Linked DNA regions of Mus musculus: region 2 is linked to region 1. A link is a contact called in ENCODE Hi-C or POLR2A ChIA-PET data. All regions are on one chromosome and are shown on one strand. The core of a region is the stretch at or near the end of the contact, and the rest is flanking DNA. Distances in the headings are between cores, read along the strand shown.

Region 1 (4,170 bases), core at 1,216-3,715:
CAGCACTTGGGAGGCAGAGGCAGGCAGATCTCTGAGTTCGAGGCCAGCCTGGTCTACTCGAAACCCCCCCCCCCCAAAAAAAAAGGGGTGGGGTGGGGTGGGGAATGTACTGAAGATAAAGTGTGCTCAAAAGATACAGTGTGCCTAGGATGCTGGAAGACCTCTGTTCAGTTCCCAGACTTAAATAAAATAAAACAAAATAAAATACTAGTAATTAGACTTTCCTAGGAAGCTTCATAAATATATGTATATTAGAGAATCGGAATTTCTGGAGTTGTGGTCCTTTGTAATAAAATTCATAGTTGACTCTGAAACGCATCTTCAATTGGGAGCAGCAGTCATAGTCTGCATCTCACATATGTATAGGGTATACACAGAGGATCGAAGACTCCTGCACAAGTTAGAAATACAACCATGAACTCTGGGCCTTTTAAAACAAAGAAATGCATATGCCTTAAATGTATGTGGAAGACAAAGTCTGAGTCTTATGAAAATAGAACAAAATGATTATCTTAGAACCTTTTACTTTTGTGCACAAAGATAATAAAGGATTCTTAGACCTAGACCACATTTGGGATGAAAATTTACTGTCTGAGAGCTGCAAGAGTAGACACACTCCAACAGCATCATGTAATAAAGATAGAGTAGCATTTTAGAGTCCAGAACATGGTCGATGTGTCAATCACCTCTCATGAATACTCTTCAATGTCTGAAAATGCAAACAAACTTTTTCCAGTTCCAACTTGCTTTAGGCTGAAATTCCCTTACGTCATTTCCTAAATTCGTTTCCCCCCTCCCACATATTAGATGCTTTTACTATTTCTTCACAAGGGCAGGGAGACAGAGAAGAGAGGGGAAGATCCAGAAAGGGAGGGCAAAATCTTAATTTCCCTTATCTTTTCTAAGGGCCACTAATCCTGTCCTGAAATGCCCCCCATCCATGACCTCAACTAAATCCAGTTACCTTTCAAAGGCCCCACTGACAAGTGCCACATTTGTTCAATGTATAAATGAGAGTGAAGGTAAATTCAGTACTAAACTCATGCTAATTCTAGGGCCTCTGGATTGAGTACTAACATTTATCGAATGAGGTCCCCATTTGGAGACTCACTGGGCGTAATTCATGTCTTGTCAGTGATGTGAGAGACATAGAGACCTAGCCATGGGAAAGTGCCACGGTATGATACAGCCCTCTCAGCATTCTGAGGTGGGTGAAATGACATCTGTGTAAGGTGTTTCCTGTAGGTGGAATGGAGGATTGTGGGAATGGAGCAGGAGCAGGAAGGGCTGTGCAATGGAAAGGTGTCTGGCATCCATTGAGAATGAGGCAGAGCCAGTTTGACCACAGCGGGACTGCTTACGTTGGCGTGCAGTTGCAGAATGCATCTGTAAAATACAGGGTCCTTACTGTCCCACTCTGCCCACTATAGACACTGTCTCTCCCTCTCCACTAAGATGCTTCCTGCGGAGAGGAACTTGGTTCTTGATATGGTTGAAGCTAAAGAAATGAGTCCAGGTCTCTGCAGAGGGTGGTACATAAATCACCCGCTACGGAAAGGAAACAAAGCCAGCAGAGCCCTCGTGATGGAGAGGACAAGGTGCCAGTTGTGAACTGGGGCAGCAGGCCGCTTTCCCAGGAACCAAGATGCTGGGGAGCATGAAAAAAGAGAGAAAGCGTGTCTTTTGCTTTAGAGATCTTAAACTGAAGAAAAATGATGCCAGAATCCTGTCCTGAAACACATGAGAAGGGGGGTGGGGGGGTGGGAGCTTGTGTTTCAGTGGCCTGGCGCCACTGGCCTCGGCGGGGAAGGCCTCTCTGTGCCGCAGGGGCTGTGACGACGAGGAGGGGCAGGGAAAGGACCTAAGGAGCAGAGGTCAGCGGTGTGCAGACACTGCGGGTTCAGGGGCGAAACAAGGGCGCAGAGGTCTGGGGGGGAAGAGCGCGCCCCGTGCAGCGCTGGGGAGAGCAGAATGTCGGCGTTCATCCTCCAGGGCGACAGGGTCGGTCCTCTGCAAACCGTCCGGAACTCCCAACAATTCATCCTGTTTTTAATTAAAACATTTTCCAGAAGCCCCAAAGAGGGCGGTACCCAAAGGAATATGGAAAATATCCTGCAGGGTTAGGGGAGTGGGGCGTGCCCAAATCCCGATGCTGAAGGTGGATGATGTAGAGCCACCCCAGGAGACAACCAAACAGGAGCCTCCCGCCCTGGGAACAGCGGCCCACGGTCTACCCGCGAAGACTCCTGCGCCCCCAGCCTCGGGTCCAGAGCGGGGGCGGGGCTGGCCGTGGCTTGGGGCGGGGCCACGAGGGGGCACGCGCTGGGCGGGGAGGGGAGTCGGTGTATCCGTGCTCTGATTGGACCTGGGCTAAACAAGGGGAGGTATCTTAGGCCAGTTATGCCGGCTCGTATTGGGTCCTGTCGAAGAGGGGCGTGGTTTTGTGAAGTCAGTTCCGGTCGATGTAAAACCCCCGGGGCGGCGGCGAACGGGCTTCAGACGCTTCTGGGTCGCGGTAGGGAAGCGCTGTAGCCTGGCTGTGCGAGAGACGGGGAGAGCCCAGCGCCACAGCGACCTGGAGAAGGATGGCGGCCACCGGGACCGCGGCCGCTGCGGCCACCGGCAAGCTTCTTGTCCTGCTGCTGCTCGGGCTCACGGCGCCCGCTGCGGCTCTGGCTGGCTACATAGAGGTGAGGACCAGGCGAGCTCCCGATCTGCGTCTCCTCCGGTCGCCCGGGAGCACGGCCTGTGGGCGGGCGTGGGACCGGGGGCGCGGCGCGAGGCTCGGCGCAGCGGCGGGTTGCCTTCCCCCCACCCCGCCCGCGCGCCTCAGCTTTGCGCAGAGCTTAGCGCCGAGGTCGGGCTGCCTCTGTCGCCGCAGAGGCCAAATGAAAGGCGTCGGGGCTGCGGGGCCGCCCCAGCCCCCTACCCGCTGGCGGCGCCGCCGCATCCTCGGGGACACCGCACCGCGCGCTCTCCCTCCCCCGGGGCCGTGCGCGCCTCAGCCGTGCGCCCTGCGGCCCCGCGGCGCTCTAAATGGGGCGGCCTGCACCGGGTCCCCGGTGCCCGCAGCGGTCGGGGGCCTGGGCTTCGGGCTCGCACCTTGACGGTCGGCGCGCAGCAGTCGTTGACCAGGTGGACTTGGCAGCGGGGATGCGGCTCCAGCCCTGGCGAGTGGCCGAGATGCCGAGGGAGCGGGGAGAGGAGGCGCCGCCAGGGCAGCGGGGCGCTCTGCGCCCTCCCTTGCCTCCCAGTCGTTTGCACAAGTCTGGCAAACTAGGGAGCCCGGCTTTCCTCCTCCCAGGGGACGTTGAAGCTATCCACCAGTACATTTGGAAAGCTTCAGGGGGTACTTTACGTGGGTCAGGGTCACAGTGATTGTTCTGCACCAGAGGTCACCCCCGTTAACCTGGTGAAGTCGTCTAGGGTCCCAGGTGGTTGGCGGGAGTTCAGGCCGCTGGAAGAGCCAGGATGTCGGATGTGGAACCCGTACTGCAGCTTGCTCTGCACCTAGCCTCCCCGCAAGAACCCTCTGTCGCCTAGGGAGACATGGGACTTTATTTTTACTTACTTTCTCGAAATAATGCTTGAACTGTAGGACTGGACTGTGTGTTTCTGGTGTTGTTTATTTCTTCTTGCGCCTGCTTGTATTAAAAAAAAAAAAAAAACCCACCGTGGCTTTCTGTACGTTGAGCCAGTGTCAGAGATTGCGTTTGATAAAATAGGCATGACCTGAGAATGTTCTAATTAAAAACCCGGCTCAGAGTGAATTCATTTCTACAGAATGTGTAAATATTTCTATTGGTAAAAAGATCTAATGAGGAAAAAAATCTTCCGGATGGCACATCTTAAAACAATCTTTGTATTCATCTTGCTTGAAACTTTTTGACTGAGGTGGGAAAAAAAGATAAGTCTTAAGTAGAAACAGTTAATGTTTATACACACGAACTTTTCGATTCTTTCAGCTTCCACACAGTTGGTAGGGCTGTATCTGTGATCCCTGATAAGATGTCACTGGGAAACAGCTACATTGAGCGGGGATAAGAAGAGAAGGGTGGGGAGACCGAGTTTTATATATTGGGTGGGACTTAATGGGTCAGTGTCAAAAACCATTGTTCACACTCCACCTCACTTTCCAGCGGTGTGAGAAACTTTAGGTACTAGTGAATT
Region 2 (4,170 bases), core at 591-3,090, 51 kb before region 1:
TGACTTTGAACTACTGATCCTCCTGCCTCCACTGTCCAATTGCTAGGATTACAGATATGAGCCACTAACCCTGATTTTTGTATGGTGCTAGGAATCGAACCAGGGTTTTATTCATGTCTAAGCTCTCTACCCCTATGTATTTTTAATAAGGAAAATTTTTTTCAGAAAATAGATACTAGAAAAGAAAAGCTTTCACAACAAACATTATTAATACTATTTGTGGGCATGGGAAAACAGAGTCTTATGAAGCCCAGACTGCCTCATACTTTAAAAATATGTTTATTTAAAATCATATATATGGTGTCCATGTAGGTGTATATGAGAGTGTAGATACTCTTAAAGTCCAAAAGAAGGAGTTCCAAAAGAGGGTGTTGGATCCCCAGGAGCTAGAGTTACAAGTGATCGTGAGCTGCCTGACCTGGGTACTGGGTATCAAACTCTGGTTCTTTCCAAGAATTCTAGATGCTCTTAACTACTGAACCATCTCTTCCTCCCCTACAGCAAAGTTGATGTAGCAAAGGATGACCTTGGACTTCTGATGTTCCTACCTCCACCTCCTGAATGCTAACATTTCAGGGACAGGCCTCCACAACTGCTTTATTAATGCTAAAAATTTAAGATTATTCCACCTAAAGGTCATAAACAAATGATGTATCTGCTGTACTACTGCTCATTATCACGGTGTTTTCCTTTTTAGGAGACTGAAGCATTCCATCTTGCTGGACACTCCTTAAGTGAGAAGATGAGTAACTCAAAATAGCTTCAGGAAGTCCCTGAAACTGACCAGATTCACTAGGCCCCTCCCTATGAGAATAAGCAATACAGACTGAGAGTCCACCTCAGATGCTGAGCTGCACAGAAGACTGAGGCAGCTGAGCAGCCAGGACTCAAGCAAGCTGAGCTTCAAAGAAGATTCTCAGAGGAGAAAACCAGCGAAGACAACTCAGACCAGATCAGCTTCCTGGAAGAGGTTTAGCCTGGAAACCTGAGGCACCTGGAAAGGACACTCTTCAACCTGTGGAGCTGCCTGATGACTGTGCAATGCGCTTCAGGTTTCCCACTGTGTGAGCTGTCACCCATGCTGGAGTGGGCTTTCGTAATATAGCTGTCTTTGAGTTATTTCTGTTCTTGTAACTAACCCCTCATCCATACTTCTGTAGGTAATCCAAATGAACTCAATTGTTCACCAAGTTGGACTTTTTTGGGGGGGTATCTCTACTTTGGACTCTTGTGGGTTCCCTGTCTAGGGTAAGTAGACATAAGAGTTACATTTCCCCTCCCCCTGCCCTGAAAATTTTGTCATACAACACATGGCTGTAGAGTTGTTGCACAATGAAAGAGACAAATCCAAAAAACATAGGATAAGAAGAGAAAAACAAGGTCTTAGGCTGAAAGGAAAAGTATCATTCTGGAGCCTTAAGACCAAGTTCTCAGCAGGGAGGAGATTTGCCCCAGGAGGACAGGGGGCAGGGGATAAAAGACAGAGACGGAGATGGGGGGGGCGGTGAGGGTGGGGAGGGGACAGGGGTGTTTGTCCCAGGAGATAAAGGACTGACTGCCAGGAGAGAAGACAGATGTGGCCCACAGGCAAATGACAGTTTATAAAGGTACAAGAGGAAAACCAGGTTAGGGTGAGGTGTTTAATTTTATTTAGGCATGTTAAATAGGGCAGCCAAAGAGGCCTTTGAATGCTGGACTTCAATACTTTGATAGCTTGACCTTGGTGGTCAGCCTCAGGAGGAGGAAATGGCCAAATAAGGAACTAGGCCCTGGTGGCTAGCTTTAGGAATGTAATCTAAGCGTTTTTTTAGCAAGGCAGAGGGAATTGGGGAGAAGGGCAAGGCCTGCCAGAGTGCTGGCAGCCACGCTCCAGCTGACCAGAGTCCCTTCACCTAGAATGCAAAAGCCACAGATTCCTGTTCTTCAGCCTTGAATCAGGAGCAATGACACAGGCTTGTAGCTCCAGCACTTTGTCAAAAAGAAAAAGAGAATGAGAGAAGGGGGGGGGTGAAGAAGGAAAGAAAGAAAGAAAGAAAGAAAGAAAGAAAGAAAGAAAGAAAGAAAGAAAGAAAGAAAGAAAGAGAGAGAGAAAGAGAGAAAGAGAGAGGGGGGGAGGAAGGAAGGAAGGAAGGAAGGAAGGAAGGAAGAAAGGTCTAAAACCAAAGAAGACAGCCTCAGAGATAAGTGTGTATCAAACCTTGCTTCATTACAGGATTCTATAGACTTCTAAGATCTGGGGTCTCCATCTTAAAGAAGTAGAAAGTGCTGGATGTAGCCAGTGGTGGAGAGCCCTCGCCTAGCACGTATAGGGTTCCAGGTACCATCTCCAAGGGCAACCCCTTCCTATGGGCCCCCTCAGAGAGAGAAAGAGAGAGAGACAGAGAGACAGACAGACAGACAGAGACAGAGAGACAGAGAGAGAGACAGAGACAGAGACAGAGAGGATATGTGGTACATACCTGTAATTTCAGGACTGGAGAGTCTGAGGCAAGAGGCCAGCCTGGGCTACGTAGTCAGACACCAGTTCTTAAAAGAACCTGTACAGAGTATGAGGACGAGACTACAGAGATAGAGCCCTGAGCCCATTCAAATCAGAAAGTCACAGAGAAGAGACCTTCATATAATTAAATTACTTAAAGGCGTACAACTCTACTATGCAGCAGCTCAACTTTATATGAATTTCATGAGAGATCTGGAGAAAGTCTGACATCTTCTTGAATTGATCACCTTGTGATCAATGTATCTCAGCCCCGTACTCTTAAGTATTAACCAGAGAAATGAAGGTCCGAGTACCTTAAAGACTCGCACATGGATGTCCACAATCCTTTTGTTTATAAGCCGCTCAAAACTTGAACACTCCATTAGCAGCTGAAGGAAAAGAAATGTCTTCTGCCTGGGCTCAATATACATATATTTTCCCCAAACAAATGAAAATTAAGAGAATTAGAGAGGGGGCACTGGAGAGATGGCTTAGCAGTTAAGAGCACTGACTACTCTTCTAGAGGACCTGGGTTCAATTCCCAGCACCCACATAGCAGCTCACAGCTGTCTGTAACTCCAAGATGTAACACCCTCCCACAGACATACATGCAGGAAAAACATCAATGCACATAAAATAAAAATATATAAATTAAAGAGAGAGAGAGAAACAGAAGATTAGAGTGATTGCAATGCATGGTGGGAGGGAAACAGGCAAATTTCCTGGCTCGAGGAGACATGTATGGGAATTCATAGCTCAGGATATTTGATAAGAAGGGCCACATAGAGAGCCAGAACATCACAGAGAGATGGGCTTCTCATAAACAGTGGGGGGGGGGGGAGGGGCTTCAGGGGAGGAGACAAGGAAGCCCTGAGTGTGTGAAGTCCTGAGTGAATGAGTGGTGGTGACCTGTGCCAGCCATGTTTAGGACCCCAGAGGCTCAAACCCATGGGAAAATGACAAAGCTTTCCCAGCCCGGTGTGAGACTCAGGGAAATGGCAAATCCCCCCTGTCTGGTCTGTGTGTGGACATTAATCATGTATTCAGAAAATGTCCACCATAGTGTTTGTCCCCTGTGTATTTATAGCCTGAAGACTGCTCCCCTACAGAGCACACTCCTACCAAGATTAGCTAAACCTGTCTGCTTGATACAGCTTCGTCCCATAAGCCATGCCCCCTTGTTTGTCTATATACAATAACCCTGCCTCCTTCTTCAGCTGTAAGCAGTCACCCCACCTCTCTGTTCACCTCTATATAATAAACACACCGAACTTCTGGGGTGCTGAGGTTTCTCCAGCAGGGAGTCCAGACTATCAGATCTGAGCTTTCTATCCGTGTGTCCATCTGTCTTTTCTTCAGTCCTTCGTCACTCCTAGTCAAGTCTAAGTTCCAGAAAACATGCAATGACTTGGCAGCAAACAAGTCATTCTGTGGTGTTGTATCACAACACCACAGAAAATATATGTGCACAAAGATTTCTCACTGAGAGATGGTCTGTGTTGGCAATAATTAAGCAAGCCCGGTTATTTCTCTGGGAAATATCATGCAGATTCCTGGTAAATATCCAAAAGATTGGCCACATTAAATATTAAGAAAGATGAAGGGCAAGTAAGCTGGAATACCCCACCAGAGGGAAGTGAGATGGTGTGAGTGAGTGTGAGTGAGAGAGAGAGAGAGAGAGAGAGAGAGAG

What was found. A loop is a pair of places that touch in the nucleus more often than their neighbours do. ChIA-PET counts read pairs that join two places held with the same protein, here RNA polymerase II (POLR2A).
Region 2: POLR2A ChIA-PET joins it to region 1 with 18 read pairs in Patski. The contact joins the enhancer-like site here to the promoter of Aplp2 in region 1. A Hi-C loop is called at or near these places in 10 of 37 maps with a recorded cell type or tissue (T-helper 17 cell, adrenal gland, gastrocnemius and 3 more). POLR2A ChIA-PET finds 5 or more read pairs at or near these places in 4 of 5 experiments (Patski and embryonic stem cell).

The regions. Positions count from the first base shown.
Region 1 is chr9:31,210,143-31,214,312 of GRCm38, reverse strand. Aplp2 (amyloid beta (A4) precursor-like protein 2) reads left to right here and starts at 2,465. Exons shown (of 18, transcript NM_001357698.1): 1 at 2,465-2,690. The coding sequence starts at 2,586.
Region 2 is chr9:31,260,046-31,264,215 of GRCm38, reverse strand. It overlaps a transcript of Gm7244 not described here. Among named protein-coding and RNA genes, the nearest start is that of Gm7244, 9.3 kb to the left of the region's middle. Within about 2 kb of position 1,840, at least 1 of the 3 ENCODE cell types and tissues checked has a DNase peak (open chromatin) inside an H3K27ac peak, as active enhancers do; it is heart, where a contact is called at or near this core.